Linked DNA regions of Mus musculus: regions 1 and 3 are each linked to region 2. A link is a loop called in an ENCODE intact Hi-C map of the cell type or tissue named here. Cell type or tissue: heart. All regions are shown on one strand.

Region 1 (8,000 bases), 100 kb after region 2:
TTGTAAACGTTAACCAGGCCTACATCTTTCCCAGAGCCTGCGGACCACGGATCATCCCCAGCATCCTGGCTGCAAGCTCCCCACATCCAATGAGATCAAAGCCAAGGCCTATGCCACACGGAGCCCGCTGAGCCTTCCATGATCCAGTTGAACCTCCACATAGAGCTGTTCGCTATATCTCTAAGTCCTGCCCTCAGGGTCAGCAGGAGACTCAGGTCCGAGTGGGGACTTGTGGTGGTCACTGTACAACGCCGCCAAAGCCTACGAGGGGCTTCTGCTGGAGACGAACCGTGAGGGCTGAGTGTGCGGCGACCATGTCCTCTACTGGACCAGTCTTTTAAATCTGCAAAGCTTCCGGTGGCTGGTTAAGTCATCTTCGGAGAAAGCAGATGGACGAGGCCCCTCAGTGCACGACTTTGGCCGGCACGGGTACGCTGCTCCAAACCCTCAGTCTCTGCCAGGGCAGAGACCGGGGCGACTCCTTCGCCCACAGGCATTGGCTCACTGGAGGTGGGGGGATCGCGAGGCAGGGAAGCAGCCGCTAATCCGCCTTAGTGGAAACGAAGCACTGTGGCCTCGGGAACCTGCAGAGGAAAATAAGAAAGGAAGGGAATCCCCAGCTGGGAAAAGCCGCCCTGGACGTGCGCGTCGAAGACCAGCGAAGCGTTGAAGGGAGGCGCTAGGCCGGAGGAGGCAGCCAGCAGAGAGGAGCCCAGCGCGCCAGGCACGGGCTTAGGGATCCCCGGTGCTTCGGCCCCTGAGGCTGGCGTCGGTCTCACGGCCAAGATGCTGTCGATGCTGAAACTCTTTGACTTGGAACCTTTTGGGGAGCCGCTGGGGGCGGGGCACAGAGGGGACCCCAGGTGGTGTGCCGGACGCTGGAGCTGGCCGCTTGCCACTGCCCCTGCGCCCTGGACTGTGAGGTCCGCGTCGGGGTCCCGGGGCTCAGGGCCGGGCCAGGGAAGGAGCGCGGGCCGCGCGGTGCCTACTGCCGGGGATTGGGAGCGATCCGGCGCGCGCGTCGGGAGTGCAGTGGCCAGGTCCGGGGACCCTACATCGCAGCCCACCTCGGACTCCGGCGGCTCGACCCGGGTGCGCTTGGCCTCCGGGGAACCCGCGGCGGGCTTGGGCTTCCTCTTCCTGCGCCGATAATTGCCGTTCTCAAACATGTCCAAGCAGCGGGGGTCCAGGGTCCAGTAGCTGCCCTTGCCCGGCCGCCCCTTCTCACGTGGCACCTTCACGAAGCACTCGTTGAGCGACAGGTTGTGGCGGATGCTGTTCTGCCAGCCTTGGCGGTTGTCGTGGTAGAACGGGAAGCGATCCATGATGAACTGGTAGATGCCGTTCAGTGTGACCCTCTGCTCGGGAGCATCCTGGATCGCCATGGCTATAAGAGCGATGTAGCTGTAGGGCGGCTTCTGCGGGGGCTCGACGCGGCCCGGGCCGGCCAGTGCAGCCGCAGGGGCGAAGGCCAGGGGCAGCCCAGGCCTCTCGGGGCTGTACACGTACAACAGCGGCGAGGCTGCCAGAGCGGCCAGCGGGGGACTGAAGAGGTGGCTCATGGCGACAGCAGCCTCTCCGCTCCACCGGGGAGTCCTAAGGACTTTGCCCCGCACCAGGGCCCTCCTGGGGAGCCCTCTGTGCGACTGCCCTGCGATCAGCCGCTCTCCCCAGCCGCTGCGCGCTTTGTCCCTTCTTCATGGCTTTAAAAATGTTAAATAATTGTTGTAAGTTTGCTATTATGTGTTGACTTAGCGCTGGAAAATAAATTGTCTATGATAAACAGTCCTTGTGTTCTCAGCCCACCCACATTAATTAAAATTTCATTGCTGAAAATCTCCCAGCTCTTCCCTCCACGTGTCTTTTTGATACCAACCAATCGGTTTCGGGGCTAGTCTTCATTTGTTTATAGAATTAGTCTGTTGATAAGTCCGCCCACCCAAGTTGAATCAAGCTGTGTTTATTTGGAAAAATTTCCGGGCACCCAATATATAAACGCACTGATCTGATGTTTGAAATACCACGTCCACCCCTTGACGCTGTAAGCACACAGTCAGCGAGGCAGGATGTGGAGGGACGGGTGGCTCTCCCCAAGCTGGGTCTGGTAGGCCAGAAAGGAGGAATGGAGATGGGGGTGGGGAAGCCAAGGGGTACATTGTAATCTGGTCTTGGGGATCCTCCCACAAAAGAGCTTTGATTTCCCCAAGCTTAGGGCATTGTAGAGATAGCACCGTTGTCTGCACTTTGGGAACTCGGAAGACAGTAGACACACACACACACACACACACACACACACACACACACACCTTACAGAGATGAGCACTCTCTAGGGGACTACTGTCGAAGAGGCCCCACCTAACGGGGTTCCAGGAGACTCAAATGACTGGATCTCAGTAGCCAACGTTTTTGGAGGTGGAAAGCAGACAGCTCTGGAAAGCTGTGGATGGGCAGAGTATCTGGTCCCCTACCTTGGCTGGCCAGAGGAAGAATACAAAACAACTCCCCTTGGAAAGTGTGGGGGGGCGGGGGGGGGACAACAAGGTCCTTGGGTCTGGCTAAGGTTCCTAGCCAGGCACACCATAAAGGGGGAGGGTGGCAGCTGGCGGGGAGCTGGTGTTCGTGAATGTAGGTCCTTAGCTCCATACGCTGTACTTTCCTGTTTATAACAAGGAGGGGGTTACAACAGCTTTACAAGTGTGTGCAGCTGCTTGGTGATTACATTAAGCATTTGTAAAGCCTGCATGCTGGTCCCCCCCACACACACACCCACCCACCCAGGGGTGTAAGCATCCCCCACCCGTCTCGTTTTACATTTAACCATGTCAAACTTTGAATCCAAACTCCTGGATGCTGCTCATTCTAAAAGGGGCATCTCTCCAAGTGGCTCCCCTCCATCCGGGTACGGTACGGATGCAGGTTAGCCTTGAGGAGGCAGTCTCTGTTCATGATGTCTGCACGCAATTATTCTTTGAAAGCAAGTGGAAACTGTGTCAAGATCTGGGTTAGTAGCCCCCCACCCCTTCCTTCTCTGCCAAAGAAGAAGCATTTGGTGGTGTTATTTGGTGGTGTCATAGGTAAAGAAAAAACTTCTGCCACCCACTGGAAGGGGAAGACACACTGAGGCTTGCACCAGTGGCTGGTACTCATATGGCCTCTGAACGTGGAGAAGTGGAGTATTGATCTTCCCACTCCAAAGGGAGGAATCCAGAATAGAGCCTTCACGTTTACGATGTCCTAGCATCCCACCACCGCAAAGATGCCAGCAAGGAATCAGAAAAATTTCATTTCTGCTTGAAAAAACAAAAACAAACACACACCACACCGATTTGGGTGACTGATAGGCCTGTGGGTGTAGCCAGCTGGCCCTTCCCATTCCACTTTCCTCTGTGACTTCAACATTTCTAACCTGAGTCCCGCAGGCAGCTCTGGCTACTGAGCTAGATCCTGGGGAGGAAGATTGGTGCCCAGAGGGTCGGAGTGTGTTTCTCTCTCGGAACTCGGCCTTTCACCCAGAATAACCCTTTAATTCTGGGATGGAAATGTGTGAGCAACCTCACCTTTGCAACCGGTTCCCTCGCTTCTGCACTCGCTTTAACAGACCCAGACCCAGAAATAAACCGCTGTCACTGGAAAACTCCATCCCTCACCTCCGCAGTCCCCGCCAATCCCAGAGCTCTCCAAGACCCCAAGTCTAGCGGGCAGCCTCAACTCGTGCGCGCCCGGCTGCGCTGTCCAGACGCCTCTTCCAAACCCTAAGGCAAATCTGAGCTCGAGTCTCAACAATAAGCACCGCCCACTTTAGTCGTGGGCTGGTTGCGGGCGGAGACACGCCCGGCAAGTGGGCGGGGCACAGACCGTAAAGGGGGAAAAGTTTAGAAACTTCCAGCGGACTTGCACCAGCAGCTTGGAGGAGCAGGGCCTGCAGTTGGCGGCGTCTGCAGGAGACTGGGGCCGGTGCACCCGGTCCCGTTCTGGGCGCAGTCTGAAGCCTGGGCTCTCAGATGACAACGAGCCTTACTTAGCCCTAGAGGGCCTCCTCTGGGGCGACCCTTGCGCAGAGGCACAGTCCAGCCTTTCCGGGGACTGCGACTCATAAGACAGCCGGGAGTCCCTGAGTCTAGGAGCGGATGCGCCCTCGTGCGGAAGCTTAGTCTTGTGAACTCAGACCTGGTTGGGTGGGGGAGCCTGGGAGGAGTAGGTGTCCGCTGTCCCAGAGAAGAAAAGGGGTTCCAGATTCCTTAAGTGTCCAACCCCCACCCACCTACCCGCCCCCGCGCGCTCACACACACACACACACACACACACACACACACACACACACACACACACACACAGCCCTCTATGTACTGGGCAGTCAACAGGAGACAGCCACCTCCCTTCCAGGAGAGGAGCCCCTTGCTTCTTCAGACCAGACGCCAGGGAGCAGAAATGGGCAGTGGTTTCTGCGTGGGATGAGGACAGCCACAGTCCCATTGCTGGAACAAAGCGGATGTGCGCTCTCCCGGAGATTATGGGGAGGAGACAGGCCCTTCAAACCTCAGCAGGAGAGCCACGATCTTCTCCCACTGCCCCCAGGGCACACCCAGAACAAAGCAGGCTTCCAAATGACGGGCCCAGCCCGGCAGTATTCTCCCAGCGACCCCAATTCTTTTTCTACGCAAGAGCTCTGGGCCTGGGATCTTACCTACTGTGTTGTGTTGGGGTGGGGACTCGGACTAGTCACCTTAATGACAACTTACAACGCTGGGGTGGTGGTGGCAGCAGCAGCTAGAATCTACAGCGGAATGTGGGGGTGGGGTCGGCCTGCCTCTCTGGCCTTCAGGGAGTTAGTTCACAGGCTCACTGGGCCCCGGGCATTTGTTAGCACCTGCTAAGTGAAGCCACCTCCTTTCTCCCACGGGTATACTTGGTTAATAATACATGACGCACATGGAGTTCTTTATGCTCTCCTGGCACTCTCCAAGAGAGCACAGACAAACGCAGACAGTCCGTATTCTATCTATTGCGTTAATGGCTTCTAGAGACTTGTTTTACAGCCGGGCGATGCATATCTTCAATCTCAGCATTCGGGAGGCAGAGGCAGGCTAATCTCAGTCTGAGGCTAGCCGGGTCTACGCAGGGAAACCCTGTATGGGGGAGGGGCTATGGACAGAGAGCATCGTGACTAAAGTGTATTGAGCACCACAGTGTGCTGTGTAATTGATTGTGGGAGGTGCTTGCATGAAATATTTTCACCCCCACTACAAGAAGCAGCAGCCTGGAGCGTCTTGCCACTTCAGCTACTCAGGAAGCTGAGGCAGGATGATCCCAAGTTCAAGTTCCCTCTAGGCTGCACAGTGAGTTCCTAGCAAGCCAGCAAACTCAGTGAGATTTTTAAATTTTGTCTCAAAATTTAAAAAAAGAAAGGAAGAAAGGAAGGGAAGAAGGAAGAAGAAGAAAGAAAGAAAGAAAGAAAGAAAGAAAGAGAGAGAGAGAGAAAAAAAGAAAGAAAGAAAGAAAGAAAGAAAGAAAGAAAGAAAGAGAGAGAGAGAGAAAATTAGGGATGGGGGGGTTATCTATCACTCAGCTGCTAGAATGCCTGCCTAGCATTCAGGAAGCCCACATAAATCAGACATAGAGGCCTATGCCAGCAATCCCAGCATCTAAGGGGTAGAAGCAGGAGGATCAGAGGTTCAAAGTCCATCCTCTGCTACATGGCAAGTTTGAGGTCAACCTAGGGTACATGAAGTCCTGTCTCAAAGAGGGGGGGGTTGGGGCTGGAGAGATGACTCAGGGGTTACAAGCGCTCATTCTGAAGGAGTCTGGCTCTCAGCATCCACATTGCGGGTTGGGGGTGGGGTGCTCACAAGCACCTGTAACTCTAGCCTCAGGGACAGAATTGGAAAATAATAAATAAACGACTTTAAATAAAGGGGTTGTAGGGAGAGTAATGTGACATGCTTGTCCAGCGTGTGAGAACTCCTGGTTTCAATTCCCAGTAATATACACACGTACACGAGTACACACACACACACAAATTAAAGAAGCATTTGTTATTCCCATTTTTTTTTCAGATCAAGAAACTGAGGCTGTGTTAACTTATCTCAATTCTCCCAGAGAGACCTGTCCCAAAGACAGGGTCAAAATCATCTTACAGGTGCCCTATATGAGGCACTCAGGACTCCTGTGAAAATAACCCTCCCGGCCAATGTGAAAGACATGCCTCAAGGATGCACCCATTCCACAGAGCATGAAACTGAGGCTAAGCCACAAAGTTACTCTCCAGCTACTGCTGACTGAATGGAATCAGGAGTCACAGTTTGTCCTCAAAAGTGGAAACAGTGAGGCCTGAATGCTCAGGTGTCCCCAGAAGAGTGAGGAAGAGCAGAGAAGGAAGAGATGCTAGAGGTACGCAGCCAGTGCACCCCCAAATCCTCACTTTCAAACCTGGAAGGCTTTCTGCTCTTCTCCCTCCTCCTTTGGGAAGGGCCCAGCAGCGTCTGCCCTCCCCCACCCCTGCTCTCCCTAGGGTGTGTAGATGGGAGGTGGGGCCTTTAGAAAAGAAGAGGCCCAGAGAGCTGAGCAGAGTTTCCCAAATGACTTACTTACTTATAGCGCACGCACCTTGTTCCCAGTAAGGATGGGAAGGTTCACAAGGTCGCCCCTGGGGCGTGTCCACTACCCCACTCAAAGCCGTCCAGATAGGCAAGAGAGATGGGAGCATCCCTCTGAGAGCGCCCGCCTGGCAGAGTTAAAAGTTGGGACTGCCCCCATTACCCACACCCATTACAATGCTTTTTCACAGTCCTAAGAAATATCACCCAAGAAACTGGCCCCAATACTTAAGGGGATGGGACGAAGTTAGACAACGATGGTGTACTGGGCCTGGAATGTCCGTCCCCAGGAGGCAGAGTGCCTGGGGGAATCGCCAGGCACTCTGGGTTGGAAGGCCAGAGGCTGCCAGAGGCTGAGGTCTGAAAACTCCTGTCCTGTCGGGGGCCCTATTTCCCCGACAGGACAGGACAGGTCAAAACCTCCCACTACAGGGCTCTACCTCTTTGTACCTCCACTACTGCTCCTCCTGGCTCTGTGCACTCTCACGGACCCCAGGGTGGGTTTGAACTCTTAGAAAGACAAACAGCCACCCCAAAAGACAAGGCTCCAAAATAGAAAAATACCCACGGCGTGTCTTTCTGCTGTCGTCCCTGCACAGGGGTGTTGAAAGGACTGCTGTCGTCCCTGCACAGGGGTGTTGAAAGGATGGCTGATGTAAGTTAAAGGCGCATTGCATCTTCCCAGACACTGTCCCCAACAACCTAATGCTCTGGAAGTATGCTACCCGGTTGCATGCCTGTCTCAAAAAAAAAAAAAAGAGCACACATTTCAAAGGCCCTGCCAGTGGAAGGCAGGCGAGGAAGGCGGGCAGGGAATAGGGAATGCTTCTCAAAGTTTGGGAAAACATCCCAAATATTCAGGACTCGATGGGTCTGAGGGGCAGGGGAGATGGCACCCTGTGAATTCTGACCCAGTCCTGCACCCCACTTGAATTGGAAATCAAGTGGGACTCAGATGTCTCCACTTCTAGCTGAGCCACCCACTGACCCATCTTCAGGGCACAGAAGTCGGTCGGCCAGGGTGTCCAGCGGCAGGCTAGGTGGCACAGCGGTGTGGGGCAGTTTTAGGGAGCTCTGCAAGCTGGGAGATCCCAGCGCCTTCTCAAGATCCTAGTCCTTGTGTGGGCTGTGAGGCATTTTCGAAGTATCTTTATTCATACTTGTCTGTTTTGGTTTGCAACAACGAAGTTGGAGATTCCCATCTCCACTCCCACCCCCCACCCCACCCCCCACCTTTGGATTTGGGAGCCAGAACAAGGATGAAGAAGACAGCAGCCAACAAACTTTGGTAGGGAGGGTGCTGGAAACTCAATGTTCACCAGCTTTACCCAGATCCAGGCAGGAGGGTCACAGGGAAGAGAACCCTGAGGGTCCACAAGGCAAACACCAGTATCCCCCCAGAGAAAC
Region 2 (8,000 bases):
TTTAATTGGCATTCACCTCTCACTGGTCCTTTAATGGACCCTTCGTGTCTTATCTTTCTGGAAAATTCTAAAATGGGAGAGCCAAGGAAAATTTCAGAATGCAAAACTTTCAGAATATTCACAAGTAATGACTAAGGGGGAAATGTGTGTGTGTGTATACATATATATATGTGTGCGTGTGCATATATGTGTGTATGTATATATGTGTGTATAAATATGTGTGTATATGTGTATATACATATATGTGTGTGTATGTATGCGTGTGCATATATGTGTATGCATATATGTGCTTATATAAACAAATATATGTGTATATGTGTATATATATGGGTGTGTGCATATATATGTGTGTATGTATATATGTATATATTCATATGTGTGTGCTATGTGTGAGTGTGTGTGTGTGTGTGTGTGTGTGTGTGTGTGTGTGTATCATCAGAAAAGAGACAGAATGCCACACAGAACCCAGGTCTGCTGCTGTCTCAGAACTCTCACACTCTGTATCCTTTTTCTTTCTCTCCCCCTCCTCTCATTACTTTTTTTTTTTTTTTGGCCTGGGAAAAAAGAGCAGGGGCAGGAGGGGGCCGAGTGGAAAGAGAAACCTTAGCTGACAGGAAAATAAAGAAGATGGCTGCCCTGCGGATTATCCTAAGCCTGGCTTTGAAAGGGTGAAACTTTCCTCGGTCCTGGGCCCAGGTTATCTCCTCTAATTGCATTATTCTGAGATTTACTGAGATTAAATGGCCCGGCTTAGTGGCAGTAATGGGTGGCAGGTGTTACTACAAACACACAGCCACTTTTGACTCTCTGGCTAGTCCCACTTGGGGCAGGGATGCCCTTCTGCTACATGCCACTCTCCTGGGAGTGGGCAAACTGTGGGCATTTCCCCAGCACAGGGGCCTGTCCCCTCAAAAGCTGTGCTTCTTGATACCAAGGTGACCTTCCGTCATGCGTTCCCCACACCCTGATCACACTACCTGGTTCAAGGAAGAAGTTTTCATTATCCTTGGAGGGTCACACTGAGTCTGCGCTCTGTCTTCATTCTTGTAGCCCAGGCTAGCCCCAAACTCATCAAGAACTCATTCTATAGTCAAGAATGCCCTCGAACTTCTGGAGTGCTGGGCTGTTGTGCATGTTCTATCATGTGTTACCGTGTGTGTGTGTGTGTGTGTGTGTGTGTGTGTGTGTGTGTGGTGTTGGGGATCAAACCCAGGGCTTGGTGCATGATAAGCAAGTACTCCAACATCGGAGCTAGCCTCAGTGTCCACCACCGGCCTCCACTGAATCACTGAAGGAGAGACATGCATTTGTGGCCTGTGGTCATTGAGACAGAAAGAGCAGAGTCCATCTGTAAAAGCCAACATCACATGCAGAGTAGGAGCTAGAGAGCATAAATACGTTCCATCCTGAGTTGTTCTCAATATAACCATAAGTTGTTTTATTATTATTATTATTATTATTATTATTATTATTATTATTATTACTGGGGAGGACTATGTAGCTCAGGCTAGTCTCAAACTTGTAAAAATTCATCCTCCTGCCTCAGCTTCTTTTCCTAAGAACTAGGGTTGTTGCAGGTATGCACCACCACCTGGCTAGCTATTATATAGTTGCCCTCTGTATTGCAGGGTTGGAGAGAGAGCCTCAGAGGTGACAGAGCTTGTTCAGTGTCACACAGATTGATCCTCTCCCACCCCCTGTGCAACATATGGTGGATAACAAAGCCAGGGCCACAGGGTTGCTTTCCCAGGCAACAGAGAAGTGAGGCCATGCCTGCACCGAGGTGGCCACAACTCATAAGTTAAACGCTGTCTGTGAGGCAGGTTCCTTTCATGCATCCTTGAAGCCAGAAGAACTGAGTGGAGTCCAGCTTGGGCTGTGTCTGCCTCTGTTTCCCGCCACAATTCTGCCACCAAATGACCTTGCAGAACATTCGCAGGCTCAGCCACCAGGCATGCCGGGAGATTCAGAGGCCCGGGGCATAGCATAGGAAAGTCAGTCCTGTCACTTTAAGTTGCTGTTTTCTGCCCTCCTGGGCAAACCCAGAAGAGCTGACCCTGGGCAGAGCATCCTGTCTGTCCAGGGATCAGGCAGGGGCAGGAGGAGGCAAAGGCTCATGTGCACTGGAAGCCAGAGACGCTCCTGGGTTTGTGGGTGGTGAGTAGGGGAACTGTTTGTACCTCCTCGGCTTTGCCAAGGGGTTGCTATCCCTTGGACCCTTAGGGGTCTGATACCCAGCACGGAATAAAACAGGCCTGGTGGTACATGGAAGGAAGGAAAGAAGGGAGGGAGGGAGGGAGGGCCGGCCAGCCAATGGCCATCAGGTTGGGGCAGCACCTGGATAACACATAGGAGATGGGGGCATCTGAGGGAAGCCCATTTCTGAGTGACATTAAGTTCCATTACTCAGGGTTTTAAACAGCTCATTCCTGGCTACCTCTTGTGCCAGTCTCTGGAAGAAGCCCACATTTGTGCACAGTACAGGTTGTGATCAGCCGTACACCTGTGACCTCAGGCTAGCAGCTTCCGACCTCTGGGCCTTGGTTTTCCCTTCCGCAATCTGATGATGTCTTACCCTGTGTTAGAGGAGCTGGGAGACCCAATGTCATATGTGACAGATACTTCCAAGGCCGGCATACATTCTACGTGCCTGGTGCTGAAGAGCCAGGGCCATAAAACAAAGCTCACTCATTCCTGCATGCTTTTGTTCCCTATGATTACACACATATACACACACATATATATATATATACATATATATACACATATACATATATATGTATATATATATTCTTGTAATATAAAATGAGCATATGATGCATGACTTTAACATAAATCATGGGTGAAGAATGTCTAAAACTCCATTTTCATCTCGTAATACAATAAATGTGAGTCAACCTGTTACTCGGAAGTCAAAGTTCTCACTACGCCCCATGCCTTTAAGAGTGTTCAGTGTTCTTGGGATGGCAAGCCCGTCCTTAGCCAGGCTGGGAGGGTCCCGCTGGGATGAGCTCAAGGTCCTGACTGAAAACATGCACGCAGTAAGAGTTCTTCGGGTCTAGCAGCCGTGCCACTCAGGGCGTTTTGGGGGAAGATGAACATTTACCTGAGAGCTGGCTGTAAAGCAACAGGGGAGAGAGGGCTGACAGTTCATCCTGAGGCTTCTGGGTTGAGGACATGAATTCCCACGGGCTTGTGCCTTCGGAAGCGACTGTCCACCTGTTAACACTCCATCCAGCCTGACGTGGTACTCACAACACTCAGGAGGCACGAGTGGAAAGCCAGCCTGGGCTGCCGTGGTGTCTCATCCCGGGAGCTTCTGAGACTAGAGATATTACAGGGAAGCCCAGAGGGAGTCCCCAGGGAGAACCTGTCAGTCTTCAGCCATCAAACGAACCCTGCCTCATCCATCCCGAGGCCCTGTCTCAAAATCTGCACGTGAATCAGTCGCTAATTAAATAAGTCAGTGCACGATTTGGTCAGTGAGAGCCAGAGGCTGTTCACTCTCAGAGGTGTCTGGGTTTGCAAAGGCCCAGTTCCTGCTTAACCAGCTGTGTGGCCCAGGGCGGCCCATGCCTGTCATCCCAGCTCCTGAAAGGTTGAAGCAGAAGAATTGCTGGAATCCCAAGGCTAGCCTGGACTACATGGTGGATTCCAAGCTATCCTAGGCTACATGGTAAGGTCTTGTTTCAAAAACTAGTTATTATTATTATTATTATTATTATTATTATTATTATTTACTATATTATAATTTATTATTATAAAAAGTAGATATATAATTATTCTAATCAAAACTGTAATGAAACCCATAGACAGAATTTAGAGGTGGAAAAAAACTGGCCAGGAATCCCAGTTACCCAGCAAGGTAGAGATGGTCGCCACATCTCTGTCACCCAATACAATTTGAGGTGCTCTTTCCATTGTGGGGAGGTGCTTGTGGGCAGGGATGAGTTCCCAGGAGGCTCTGGGGCCTGCCTGATGTGTGGCTTCTTCAGCACACACTTTTTATAAGCCAAGAGCAGGCTCACAGTCAGTCACAGGGAAAATAGCTGGAAAAGTAGCCCCCACACCCCACGGGCACAGGCTTCCATGTGACACAGGGCTCTCCATAAAAGGCTCACGTTGGGACATGGGCTTTCTCTCCAGGACTGGCGACTGACAAGTTCTCCCTGGGGCTTCCTCTGTGCTCCTCCCTGAAACGACCTCATCTTAGAAGCCCCCCCCCCCCCCGGGAATAGACTGTCCTTCATCCCTGGCACCCACCACAGTCAGCTCTCCAGCGCTGAGTGATCTGTGTCCCCTGAGGAAACACTGAGATTCCTATCGGTCCACATCACAGGCTCACTTCCTTCCCTGAGACATCACTAGCTGCCTGTGGGGTGTCAGGTTTCAGAGCCATGGGCCACCAGCTGAGGAACAAGAATGAAGAAGAGTCTTAGAAAGTGTCTGCAGATGGAGGGCGGGGAGGAGAGAAGGCCCAGGAACTGCTAGTGGGTCCTGTCCCTGGTTTCAGGGGCCCTGGCCACGTGGCTTTACCCAGGACTCCAGATCTGAAGGTCACAGGGGAGCAAATCTTTGGATAACCTTGGTGGCAATGGTCTTAAAGCATGGCTCTAGAGGACGGGCCACAGATCTGAGGGGACTTCGTAGAATTGTCTTGGTTGGATATCGGTGGCATGGGTCCCCAGGGAGACTTCAAGCCAAACACAATAGCCATTACCAGACCCAAACTCAAAAACAAAACAAAACAAAACAAAAAACACCAGGCTAGACAGGGTATAGGTGCAAACTGATGGGAAAGGTTGAGCTGGCAAAATGGGCAGAGGTGGATCACTGAACATACAGAGAAAAGGAAAATGTAAATAAAAACCAGAAGGGAAAGGAAAGGCTTAATTTTTTACTACCGGACATGTCTTTCAGTCCTGAGATCCATTGGTGACATTGGTGGGAAGCAGTGGCCGATTTTGCCATTACTCCTCCCACACACAAGGGGGCGCTGGAATGACTTCCTGCCAACATGCTCCAGTCCCAGAGCAGCCAAATGTTAGGAGACTCATGGTCCCAAATTGACTGACCATGAGAAATGAGAAACTGGTTGATGCCCTACCCCAGTCCCAGGTAGGCAGGACATGCCCTTGTCCCTCTGGTTTGGAGGGGTCTCTGAGATGAGCAAGCTTTCAGCTGAGTTTCTGTGAACGCAGCTGGGGATTCTGAGACAGCAGGCAGGATACTCCAAGTAGAGGGTTTCCTACATGACCTGATCACGTGCCAGTGTTGGGGTGCATTGGGGACCCACGCTGACCCAACACTCTCCCATGCAAAAGAAAATGGGCCACAGGGGACATGCCTACCATGTTGGTGAGACAACTAAATCCTATGTGTGGTCTCAGTGGAAGCTCTCCTGCAGAACCAGGCAATGTGTTAAAAGCCTCTTACCATCCTCTCTGCCTCCAGCTGCTGTCTGTCCTCCTGGCCGTGAACTGCCTGTTTCGAGCTGGGTTAGACAACACAGTCATTTCCTGAGGTTTAACTAGCTCACCTCCTTCACAATGGCAGAGCAGGCTCTGGAACAGCACTGACAGGTTAGCTGCACACGTGGAGCTCGGTGATTAAACCGGGAGGGTCAGTAATGTCTTCCGTAACAGATGTGAACATCTGCACTGGCCTAAGGACAAGAGACCTGCTCTATACTGGGTCCCAGCGCCAACAAAGACCACTCCAAGGAACCCAGAGTTCTGATTGCTTATTATAGGGGGTGCCCTGTCCAGGCTGGGGGCCAAGTGCCCGGCACAGAGCTCATGATGGAGGGGAACAGGGCAAGCAAGCTGACCCCAGCTCACCCCCCACATTGGCCTCGACCTGAGCCTACCCCACCGCCCTCCCACCTCCCCTGCCCCTGCCCACGCCGTGTTCAGTATCTCCTAGCCCAGCAAACTCTGCCCAGAACCACAGCGCTGACGCCGACCCTGCGCAGCATGGCCTCCTCTCTTGCCAGCCTGTTTTTGTTTTGCTGCCCGATGCTGACGGCTTGCGGTTTGCCTCACACTTTGTCAAGTTCACGGCAGCCATAGGAGAAAGCATCAAATTTGTCAGCGAATCCTGTTCTCTATTACAGTAACCGCGGTAATGCCATCCAGCTGGGTCGCCTCCGCAGCCCAGCACCCTGCCTCATGGCTAGTCAGGGGATGTGGGTGGAGGTTGCTGACGGCCTCCCCAAGGTGACGGTACAGCCAGGATTCCATCACTCACCGCTGCTCTTCTTACGTCAGAACAACCGGAGGAGGACTTCATTTTTTAAAAGCATGATTTTATGCATGGCATGTGGTGTGCCTGTGTGTGTGTGTGTGTGTGTGTGTGTGTGTGTGTGTGTGTGTGTGCACGCACACACTAATGCCCATGTGTTCACACACAGGGGTGCTCTTGTGGAAACCAGAGGTTTTCACTGTCTTCCTCTATCACTCTCCAGCTTGGTTTTGGGGACAGGGTCTCAAACTGAACCTTGAGCTTGCCATTTTGGCTAGGCTGGCCAGCGAGTGAGCGGGCTCTCTGCATCCACCTGTCTGTGCCTTCCAGGGCTGGGCTTACAGGCATATACCACGCCCAGATTTCTACACAAGTGCAAGTGTTTGAACTCATGTCTTCCTCATGCATACATAGAAAGCCCCTTACCTGCTAAGCCCTCCCTCCCTGTTCCCCCAGGGAAAGAGACTTCTAATTGCTGATAACAACAGTAAAAGGGAAATCTAGGTCCCTAGAGCCTCACAGGTGACACACCTGTCACTTCTGCAGGTCAACTTCCCCTACCTGTCAATACTCAGAGCTCAATCTGGGTTCAAGATGCCCCGTCCCTTGAGCATAACCCCTGCCTGGCCGCTTCTCCTGGGCATCCCCTCCTGTGCCTCACCTTTCTCAGATGCTCGCTTGAAGCACAATGTAACTTCTACCGCAGCCAGCCCAGGGGAAGAGGCCTCACCCCATTCACCACTTACCATCCATCTTACTGACAAATAGGATAGACCGGCTCCTGCTGCCAGCTAGGCTTAGCCTCACCATGAACAAAAGGACCCCTCAAACCCATGGGATGAAGCCTCAGCCCTGGGATCTCAGAATATAGCTATGTTTGGGGATGGGTCGCTTGAAGGGTGACTGTGTTCACAGGAGTCGGGGGGGTGACCCTGACCCAATAGAACTGACACCCGGAGCATAGACTTTATTTTAAAGGGATGAACGTAAAAAGAGGGACACAGGTTGCAGATAGTTTCTACAAGGTATGTAGAGAGGCTTCGGAAGACCAGCTCTGCAGCGCCTTGGGGGGGGAGGGGGGGTGATAAACGGCTGCTGTTCAAGCACAAAGAAAGTGATACTTTGTTACCAGGTTACCAGCAGACAGTTACAGACCTGTGGGTGAGTGGATGCAGGAAGAGCGGCGGCCTCTCTAGATGTCAGCAGAGTGAGGCGCAGAACTGGCTTCTGTGCCTTTGGACCAAAGGGTACCATTGATGGAGACACACCTGCCGCTACTGGTCCATATGCTCTTACCTCTCTGACTGCTTCCTGGGGATAAAACAATCTGGAGACAGCCCAGGAACGAGCCGGCATATGGTTCTGAGCTGGGGCTGATGGGATTCTTCCAGTCTCAAAGATGCAGAATAGTGAGAGGCAGAGGCGTCCCTCACTTAAGGCTGGCATTGGTTTCCAGGTGCATCCACCTACAGAACCCGCTTCCTGCGCATCCCAACCTCATGGTGTTTATCCACCAGGCCTGTTCAGGGACCTGCTCAACCTGTGCCAAAGATCCAGACCTCCTTTGTGGAACATGTTCTACTATAGCATCCAGAGGATGCTCACAGTGGGCCGTGCTGATGCTCTGGGCTCCATCCCATGGTCCAGAGAGAACCTATGGAAAAAGAGCTGAATGGTTTTTAAGCAACGCTAAGCCAAAGCTGACCCTGAAGCAGCAGAAAGCCAAGGATTCCCTGCTGCCTCCCTGTGGTCTGCAA
Region 3 (8,000 bases), 120 kb after region 2:
CTGCACTGGTAGCCCGCGGAGCCCGCAGCCTCCAGGCCCTGCGCGCACGGCTGCGTGTAAGCGGCGGGTGGCGCTGCGGCGTATGGCAGTGCCAGCGGTGGCACCACCAGGCCGGCGCGCGCGGCCGCTGGGCTCAGATCGCCGCCCGGAGGCGACGTGCGCAGCGTCATGATGGTCTCCACGCTGAAGCCGGGCAGCCCGTTAGGCGCCGCGGCGTGGTGCTCCGGCAGCGAGCCGTCTGGGGAACCTGCGGGCGTGGAGGATGCGCTGCGCGGACTGGCCTGCAGCGCTCCCTCGGGGCTCAGCGTCTCCACCTTGGTGATGACCGGCAGCGCGGGGGACGCCGCCTCGCTCTTAACCACGACTTTCTTCTCGGCCTCCTTGGGCCCGTCAGCTACCGGGGTCCCTGTCGGAGCGCCCTTGGCCGTGGTCGAGGGCGGCTCCTTGAGGTGGGCCCGCTCCTCCTTGTCCTTGGGCACATCCTTCTTCTTGAAGCGCCGCCGCCGCCGCAGGAAGCTGCCATTCTCGAACATGTTGTAGGAGTCCGGGTCGAGCGTCCAGTAGCTGCCCTTGCCCGGCTTCTTGTCGTCGCGCGGCACTTTCACGAAGCACTCATTGAGTGACAGGTTGTGGCGGATGCTGTTCTGCCAGCCCTGCTTGTTCTCGCGGTAGAAGGGGAAACGGTCCATGATGAACTGGTAGATGCCGTTCAGAGTGATCTTCTTCTCTGGCGCGTTCTGGATCGCCATGGTGATGAGCGCTATATAGCTGTAGGGCGGCTTCACCAGGTCCTTGGGCGCCGCGGGCTGGTGGTGGTAGGGCGCGTAGGAGCGGCCCATGCCGGCGCCGTACTGCTCCGGGTGGCCGGAGTAGACGCCCATGGGGCTGGCCATGCCGCCGTAGCTGCCGGCCGCCCGGTAGTAGTTTTGCTCACTCAAATAGGGTACCACTCCCAGGGCGTTGGGGTCCGATACCGAGTAACGCGCCTGCATGCTGCGTCCCAGACGCCCGGTCGCCGCCTGCGCGCACCGACTGCGGCCCGCGGCGAGCGAGGCCCGGAGCAGGAGAGCAGGAAGGGACGGAGCGATGCAGGCAGCCCCGACTCGGGGCAGCCTCGCGGTCCACGCGCGGAAGACGCCGGCGCTCGGGTTCAGCCGACCGGGCGGATCGGCATCCTGAAGGGTGCACGGCAGGCGGCCCCGCTGGCCGCGCACTCTCGGCTTGGCGGGTGGCAGCCCTGAGCTGGCGGCACAGACGCCACGCGCGACCGTGGAGCGACACCAGCCCTTCCGAGTGCTAGAAAAGGAGACAGCGGCTCTCGGGGCCCCGCCAGGAGAACTGCAGCCCGCAGCGTCAGCGAGCTAGGGTCCGGAGAGGCTGCGCGGCCGAGCCCGGAAAAAGAAGCAAAGTCCCTTTTAGGGATTGGGAAAAGTTTCAAAAGTCTTCTGGCTCAAAGCGAGTTTTTACTTTCTTCAGGCCGCGCCCCCTCCAGGAAGTTTGCACCAATCATCTGGCAGCTGCGAGAAGGATGGCACCAATCAAAACGAGGAGCGCCTGAATCCGTCGGCTCTAAGACCCAGATGCTCTTAGCCAGATCTCCCCCCCCCCCAGCTCAAGTTAACTTGAGGACTTTTAAAAATGAGTTACATCTTATAAAATTTTATTTTATTATCACATTTTGTTTAACGAGACCACGTGTCCAGAGCAAAAATTAAAAACCCTGTTCCTTTGGAAAATAAAAAGAAGTTTAGTTTGAAATATAACATCGAATTGATGAAGTTGGGCAGAGATTTGCCCCCAAGACCTTGTAAGTAGGAAAGAGCCTGGAGATTTTTTTTTTATTATTATTAATGGATGAAGAGGCGAATAATTAGATTTCTTAATTATCGGGGCCTAGTTGTAATGGGTTCAGAGCAAACGGACTGAGCGTGTAGGGCCTGTTGAATGCAGTGATGGATAATTCACAGGACGCTTCCAGGTTGAGGAAGAGCCCACAAAGGAGGCCGGGTTGGAGAATTCGGTTCCTCTCCCCTTCACGACGGGGTCGGGCTGGGAGGGAAGGCTTAGTGGGAATGCCAAACTGGGAAGGTAACACCTAAGGAACCATTGGTCCTTCGTCTTCGCTGCTACTTAGGTGATCCATCTGAGTCCTCCAAACAATTTCGTGGGGTTCAGGGAAGCGCGTGAACCCAACTGTTGCTTTCCTGGTCTCCTCTCCCGCATAGACGAGGGCTAGCTTTCCCTGCCATCCATCCCGGCCTCTCCCTTCTCCCCACCTATGAAAGCGCTGTCTGGAGGTTAGGACAAGGCAGCCAGCCCCCGGGAGCTGGTGTCCCCGTTCGGCGTGGGGAGCTCCAAGCCTGCACTCCATCGCCGGCTTCGTCACTGGAAACGCAAAGGAGCGCGGCACTGTGTAGCCTCGGACCCGCTTCCCTAGCTGTTGCCGGGGCCCGGCGTGGGTCCCACTCCGCGGTCAGCATCTTTGGGATCCTGTAAATTGACTGTATTTCAGGCTGTTTGTTTTACTGAGTTTTGATAAGGTGAGCTGAGGACCAGGGGCTCCTTAGAGGGCCTGGTAACTGAAGGACTTTTTTTTTTTTTAATTTTATGCCAACCTTGACGCACAGCGACTCGGAGTTCCCCGACCTTCAAGCGTGCTCCTTCCCTCTAGGAATCCCGGGGACAGTTTGTTTATTTGTGGACTGGTATTTATTCCTTCAACATCTCCAGTCGTCATCGGATCCCTGCTCGGTCCGCTTCCTCAGAAGCACCGAGATGTCCCTACGGAATGGCTCTATGCCTCGCAGAACCTTCTGGAAGTTGTTGGTCCGGTTGGGTAGGGAAGAAGGCGACAGATAAAACATTTGTCTCAGTCTTTCTTCTTCTCCGACCCCCCCCCCACGCCACCACCATAGCCCCCCACCCCCTTTAGATTTTCGGCAAAAGGCTTTGAGAGATTAGAACTCACTGTTTCAGCTTTGGCGGGTGAGGAAACTTTAGTGGCATTGCTTGACGTACCGAAGCAGCAAAATAGGTTTTATGTGTGCTACCTTTGACTCGAGAACCAGAATTTAAAGGACAGGGCTGCACAGGGCCCCCTGACCTGGATGGAGAATCTCGGGAAACACATTTTTGTGGGTGTCCTGGATTCTTTTTTTGACTAATTCCTCTCTCCCCTCCCTTAAAGCAGCAAAGTCAGGCTTCTGGTGCATGTCCGGTGTAGATCTGGGTAGGGGGTTAAGCCTTCCCCTCCCCTCTCAGGGACTCACTAAGAGTTATTGTTCCAATGTCCTTAGTGTGTTTTCGTTCACTTTTTTTTAAAAAAATAACTGTGACAGAAAACGTCTTGCCCCTCATGAAACTCGTGGCAAGTAGTGTTGAATTTTTCTCACGATGTTGCTGAAAATTCCATTCACTGATCAAGAACAACCCCCTCCCCATGGGCTTCCTACAGGGGCACAATTTACTCTGCTTTTATGAGGTGTGTGTGTGTGTGTGTGTCTGTCCCCGTGTTAAACAGCTTTATCAAAGCACGGGGCAGAAACCGAACGCCTCAGACTATGAAATCTAAATTGCCATAAGCCACTTTCTGCCTGCGTATGCCAAATTTAAACCAGTGTCTTCTTAAAAGAACTTTGGTTTAAATTCTCAAATGGATCGACCCACGACCCCTCTCCTAAAGAAAGAGTGGGGGCTCCTGGGGAGGCTCGTTCCTTCGCGCAGGACCTGGCCTCCTTGCTTCTGTGGAGCACTGAGAGAGATGTTTGTTCCGGTTTCTAAAAACAACACTGCACACACACCTGGACTTGGCAGGAACCAGGTCCGGCTCCTGCAGCCAGCAGAGGCCTCAGCTCTCTGAGACTTGCTACATTCTTGCTTATTGCCTGTTCCTTCTCTTCCTTGTCTTGTTGTCAACGAGTCGAAGGCAAATCAGACCCCAGAGGGCCCTGTGTGTTTGTCAAATAATAAGCGATGAAAAGGGCAGGGAGGTGCCTCCCCGGCTTCCCGCCCGGCCCTTCTTCCTCGGCAGGCGCCCTGGCTTCATCACCTGGAGGCGCCTGGCGAATACTCCGTGGGTGGTGGTGCCATCTTGAGGCCGGTTGTGGAACTACTACGGAAAAGGCGGCGGGGAGCAGCGAGGAAAGCCAGTCAGGTTTGGTTCTAATGACGGTGCTGACACCTTGTGGACACCACGACGCTTTGCACTGCAAGAATAAAACCCATAAAGAAGCCAACTGGGCCTGGCGCTTGGCTTATGAAAAGCCATTTTCCGAATGAAGGGACTCTGAGCTCGAGCGTGGCAAACATGGCTCTGGCAAGCCTTACCCTTTTCTCTCATTCCCTCTGCCTGGCTAAAAACTCTTAGATTACATTCCTAACGTTAGCCCTGAAGGTCTATTCCCTTATTTGGCCACTTCCTCCTCCTGAGGCTAAATACCAAGGTCCAGATATCAAAGTTTTGAAGTCTTGCAATCGGAAGCCCTGGTTGCTTCACCTAATCAACTAATGACCACTCAAAACATACTACAGCTCCCTAGCCCGTTCTAACCCGGACCTCCCTTTTTTTTTCTTTTTTAAAGTTACTCCTGCAAGGTCTGCTGTTTTAAAGTTACTCCTGCAAGGTCTGCTGTTTCTCCTCCTGAGTCAGAAAGCGGCTTTTAACCTTTTTTCTCCACCGATTAAAGGATTTCTTTGTGAAAACCGGTGTTTGGGTGCGGTTTGTACCTAATCTGGGGTCCAGGAGGGTGCTCCCCCCCCCACACACACACACTGGCAGGGGTCTCTTTCACTGAAGCTCTGTATTGAGGCTAAGAAACAGAAACATTTTTGAGACTTCTGGAAGTTTCCAGAGAAGCAAGGAGGTTCTCCCCGTGGCTGGCTAGAAGGCTGGATTCACCCCACAGGGCTGTTTAACAAATTGGCCTCTACTTGCAGAGCTGTGTTGTGGAGAAGAGCTGTGGAGTTGAGCAGAGAGCTGACTATTCAGATGTGTGATGAAAGCCAGGTCTGGAGACTTCTGCCTTTCAGGCCCAGCCTGGACCAAGGCAGACAAGCTAGAAGCAGATTTTGTTCTCAACTCTCTGTTCAGCATCCTCTGGGCCCAGGAGATGCCTTCTGTTTTAAAAACCAGATAGCAAAAGAGTCCCAGGTTCCCAAAGGCTTCTTGAAAACTGGCCCGTGGAATAGACAGGGGCAGAGGAACCCCCTTCCCTTGGAGACAGGGTCTCTCTATGTAGTAGACCTGGCTGGTCTGGAACTCACAGAGATTCAGAGATATGTTTTCTTAGTGCCGGGATTAAACATGCACACCACACCCCAGCATCGGAGCTGCTGTTGGTTGGTTGAGTGATTGAGACAGCATTTCTCTGTCTGTGTAGTCCTGGCTGTCCTGGAACTCTCTGTAGACCAGGCTGGTCTCAAGCTTAGAGATCTGCCTGCCTCTGCCTCTTGAGTGCTGGGACTAAAGGTGTGCCCCACCACTGCCTCGCCTCAGAGCTACATATTTTTTTTTAGATTATTTATTTATTTATTTATTTAATGTATATGAGTACACTGTTGCCCAGAAGAGTGAATCAGATCCCATTACAGATGGTTGTGAGTCACCCTGTGTTGCTGGGAATTGAACTCAGGACCTCTGGAAAAAACCTTTCTCGGGACAAAAGTCTCACTTCTTGATGGGTCCTAAGTCATTTTAGTGAGAATTTTCTAGAAGTAGCCACAGTAAAGGAAAGGGTGGGGATAGGAGTTACAAGACATTAAAGATCCCAGAGACTCCATGCCACGTTTGATGCCACATGGCAGAAAGCATAACAAAGGGCAGGTCTGAGGCATTTGGAATCCAGAGTGTGCCCTGGACAGCCGTCTTCCCCAGGTTGAGATTCCTGAGTGAGATAGGACTTGTGCTCAGATAAGAACACGCCCTGCCTGTAGCAAGCACATGTCAAAATATTTAGAGCTAATGTCACAGCCTCTGCAACTTTTAAAGTATTTGAAAAGGGTTGTGTCATGGAGCAGAGCAATTGCCAGGCACTCGGGGCCCTGATTTCCATCCCAGCGCTTTGGAAGAAGACAGGGATAGAGGAAGGGAAGGAGGAAGGAGAGAAGGAAGTGGGGGGGGGGGAGAAAGAAGCAAAGGGTGGAGGGGAAGGGAGGGGAAAGTAAGTACTTGACTAGTGATGGGTGGGACTTTAGCCTGTTTTCAATAAATACTCTGACAAAGGAAATTTCAGCTCACAGTTCCTCAATTTTCAGCAGTAGTGGCAATGTGGCGGGAGGGGGACAGAGACACGACAGGAACTACACACTATAGCCACAGTGAAGGGAGCCAGGGTGACCACCTGGGGGCTGGTGTTCAGCTCTGCTCTGTTTCACACAGTCCAGGACCCCAGTCAGGGAATGTGATGCCCACCACAGTGTTGGATCCTCCCCCCCACTACCCACCCCCAATTAATGCCTCCAAGATAATCCCCCCACACACAAGTTCCCAGTCCCCTCTCCCAAGTGAGCCTAGAGTCTGTCAAACTGACAGTGGACACTAAGTATCACAGCTGACAGAAATAGGAAGCCGGAGTCTCATGAATGTAACAAAATGTATCAAAATGTAACAAAATAGGGGCTTTTGAACTTAGTGCCTCCATTGTAGCAGCCCTGAGATTTTTCTGTAAATTAGGAAAATTTTAAAAATCAAAATATCATTATAATTCTGAAAATAGAACAGAAATGAGGCAGAGAGTAAAGGTCTTTCCACCCCAGTCAGTGGATGGAGAATGTTCAAGAACCTCCTAGGGTCCCCTCTCCCACTGCTCTGGGATTTTCTAAGACTCAGGCCATGAATAGCTGAGAGCTGTACTCAACCTCCCCAGTTTGGACTAGTGTCTCAAAGTGACAAGAAGATGGATTCTGGGACAATAAGATGCACATGGACTGGGCAGAGCCGGGGCACGGTGGGGATCAAGCCACTGCCTGGACATGGCACCTGCTTTACCTTTAGGAGTGACAAAGCCAGGATCACGGTCACTTTGCTTCAGCCAGGACCATCTCCAGGCCCATCGCACCCGCTGAGTCTTTGCCGTCCATCACATTATCACATTCAGGTACTTGACACGCGCGGCCCTTTACCCTCTTCCATTTTTTTCCAGCTACGCCAGTTCAGTGTGGTGGGAACTGCTTGTATCTGCTGCCAGGCCACACTACAGCAGAAGGAGAGGGAATCTGGGCAGGCTAGACGCCATGTTGTTAGGATCTCTTCCTATTTTAATTAAAAAATGTTTTGCATTTATGTGTCCGGGGGAGGGGGACACGCACCAGGTTGACTGTGCTGAGGTCATAGGGCAGCTTCCAGGAGTCAGAAGTCAGCTCTGTCCTTCCAACATGTAGGTCCTGGACTCTGAGGTCTTGCCTCATAATCCAAAATAAATAAATAAATAAATAGATGATTGTTAAAACCCTGCTGGAGAGGTGTCCTCTCCTCTTCCAGGGAAGCATGTTTAATCTAAGAGAGGGTTTCAGGGGACTGGGGGGGGGGGGCAGCCTGGTGTCCATGCAGAAGGTGCTGTGAAAAGTCCAGATCCCAGTCCTTTCTCTGAGGACAATCTGACAGTAATGATAATTCTAGGAATCAGAGGACACCGGACAGGACACTGCTCCATGATTCAGTCAGAGGCATTTGGAGTTAGAAAGGGCTCAGTCAGTAAAATGCTTGCCTTGTCAGAGGCACCCATGTTAAAGTTTAAAAATAAAAATCTGGGTATGTCAGTGTGCACTTGAAAATCTAGCAAAGACAGGCTGATTCCTGGCAGTGGGTCAGAAAACAAGCTGGGTGGCTCTTGAGGGTGTCACCAGCTTCTTCACACCTGCACACATAGGAAGCATGACTCCAAAACACACACACACACACACACACACACACACACACACACACACACGCAAGAACATGCAAGCTGAGGTGCGGTGACACTGGGCTGTACTCCTAGCACATGGGAGTTTGGGAGGTTGAGGCA

Evidence for each region. A loop is a pair of places that touch in the nucleus more often than their neighbours do. Peaks named below come from ENCODE experiments on the same cell type or tissue, not always from the same donor. Only the 100,000 strongest peaks of a DNase experiment are listed, where the experiment ranks them.
Region 1: it touches region 2 in a loop (3-fold over the local background); 27 of 42 quality-filtered maps call a loop at or near these places.
Region 3: it touches region 2 in a loop (6-fold over the local background); 26 of 42 quality-filtered maps call a loop at or near these places.

Annotation. Positions count from the first base shown.
Region 1 is chr8:121,121,524-121,129,523 of GRCm38, reverse strand. Foxl1 (forkhead box L1) reads right to left here and starts at 1,839. Exons shown (of 1, transcript NM_008024.2): 1 at 1-1,839. The coding sequence starts at 1,562. The coding sequence ends at 552. In heart, a CTCF peak has its summit at 4,116; a DNase peak (open chromatin) is centred at 3,953; H3K4me3 peaks cover 4,543 bases; H3K27ac peaks cover 3,609 bases; H3K27me3 peaks cover 7,076 bases.
Region 2 is chr8:121,226,087-121,234,086 of GRCm38, reverse strand. No RefSeq gene overlaps it. Among named protein-coding and RNA genes, the nearest start is that of Gm33739, 16 kb to the right of the region's middle. In heart, a CTCF peak has its summit at 4,991 (motif pointing right); DNase peaks (open chromatin) are centred at 4,383 and 4,989; H3K27ac peaks cover 2,025 bases; H3K27me3 peaks cover 467 bases.
Region 3 is chr8:121,109,607-121,117,606 of GRCm38, reverse strand. Foxc2 (forkhead box C2) reads right to left here and starts at 1,436. Exons shown (of 1, transcript NM_013519.2): 1 at 1-1,436. The coding sequence starts at 992. In heart, CTCF peaks have their summits at 158, 1,453 (motif pointing left) and 4,133 (motif pointing left); DNase peaks (open chromatin) are centred at 726, 1,486, 2,340, 4,096 and 1 weaker place; H3K4me3 peaks cover 3,886 bases; H3K27ac peaks cover 2,050 bases; H3K27me3 peaks cover 3,636 bases.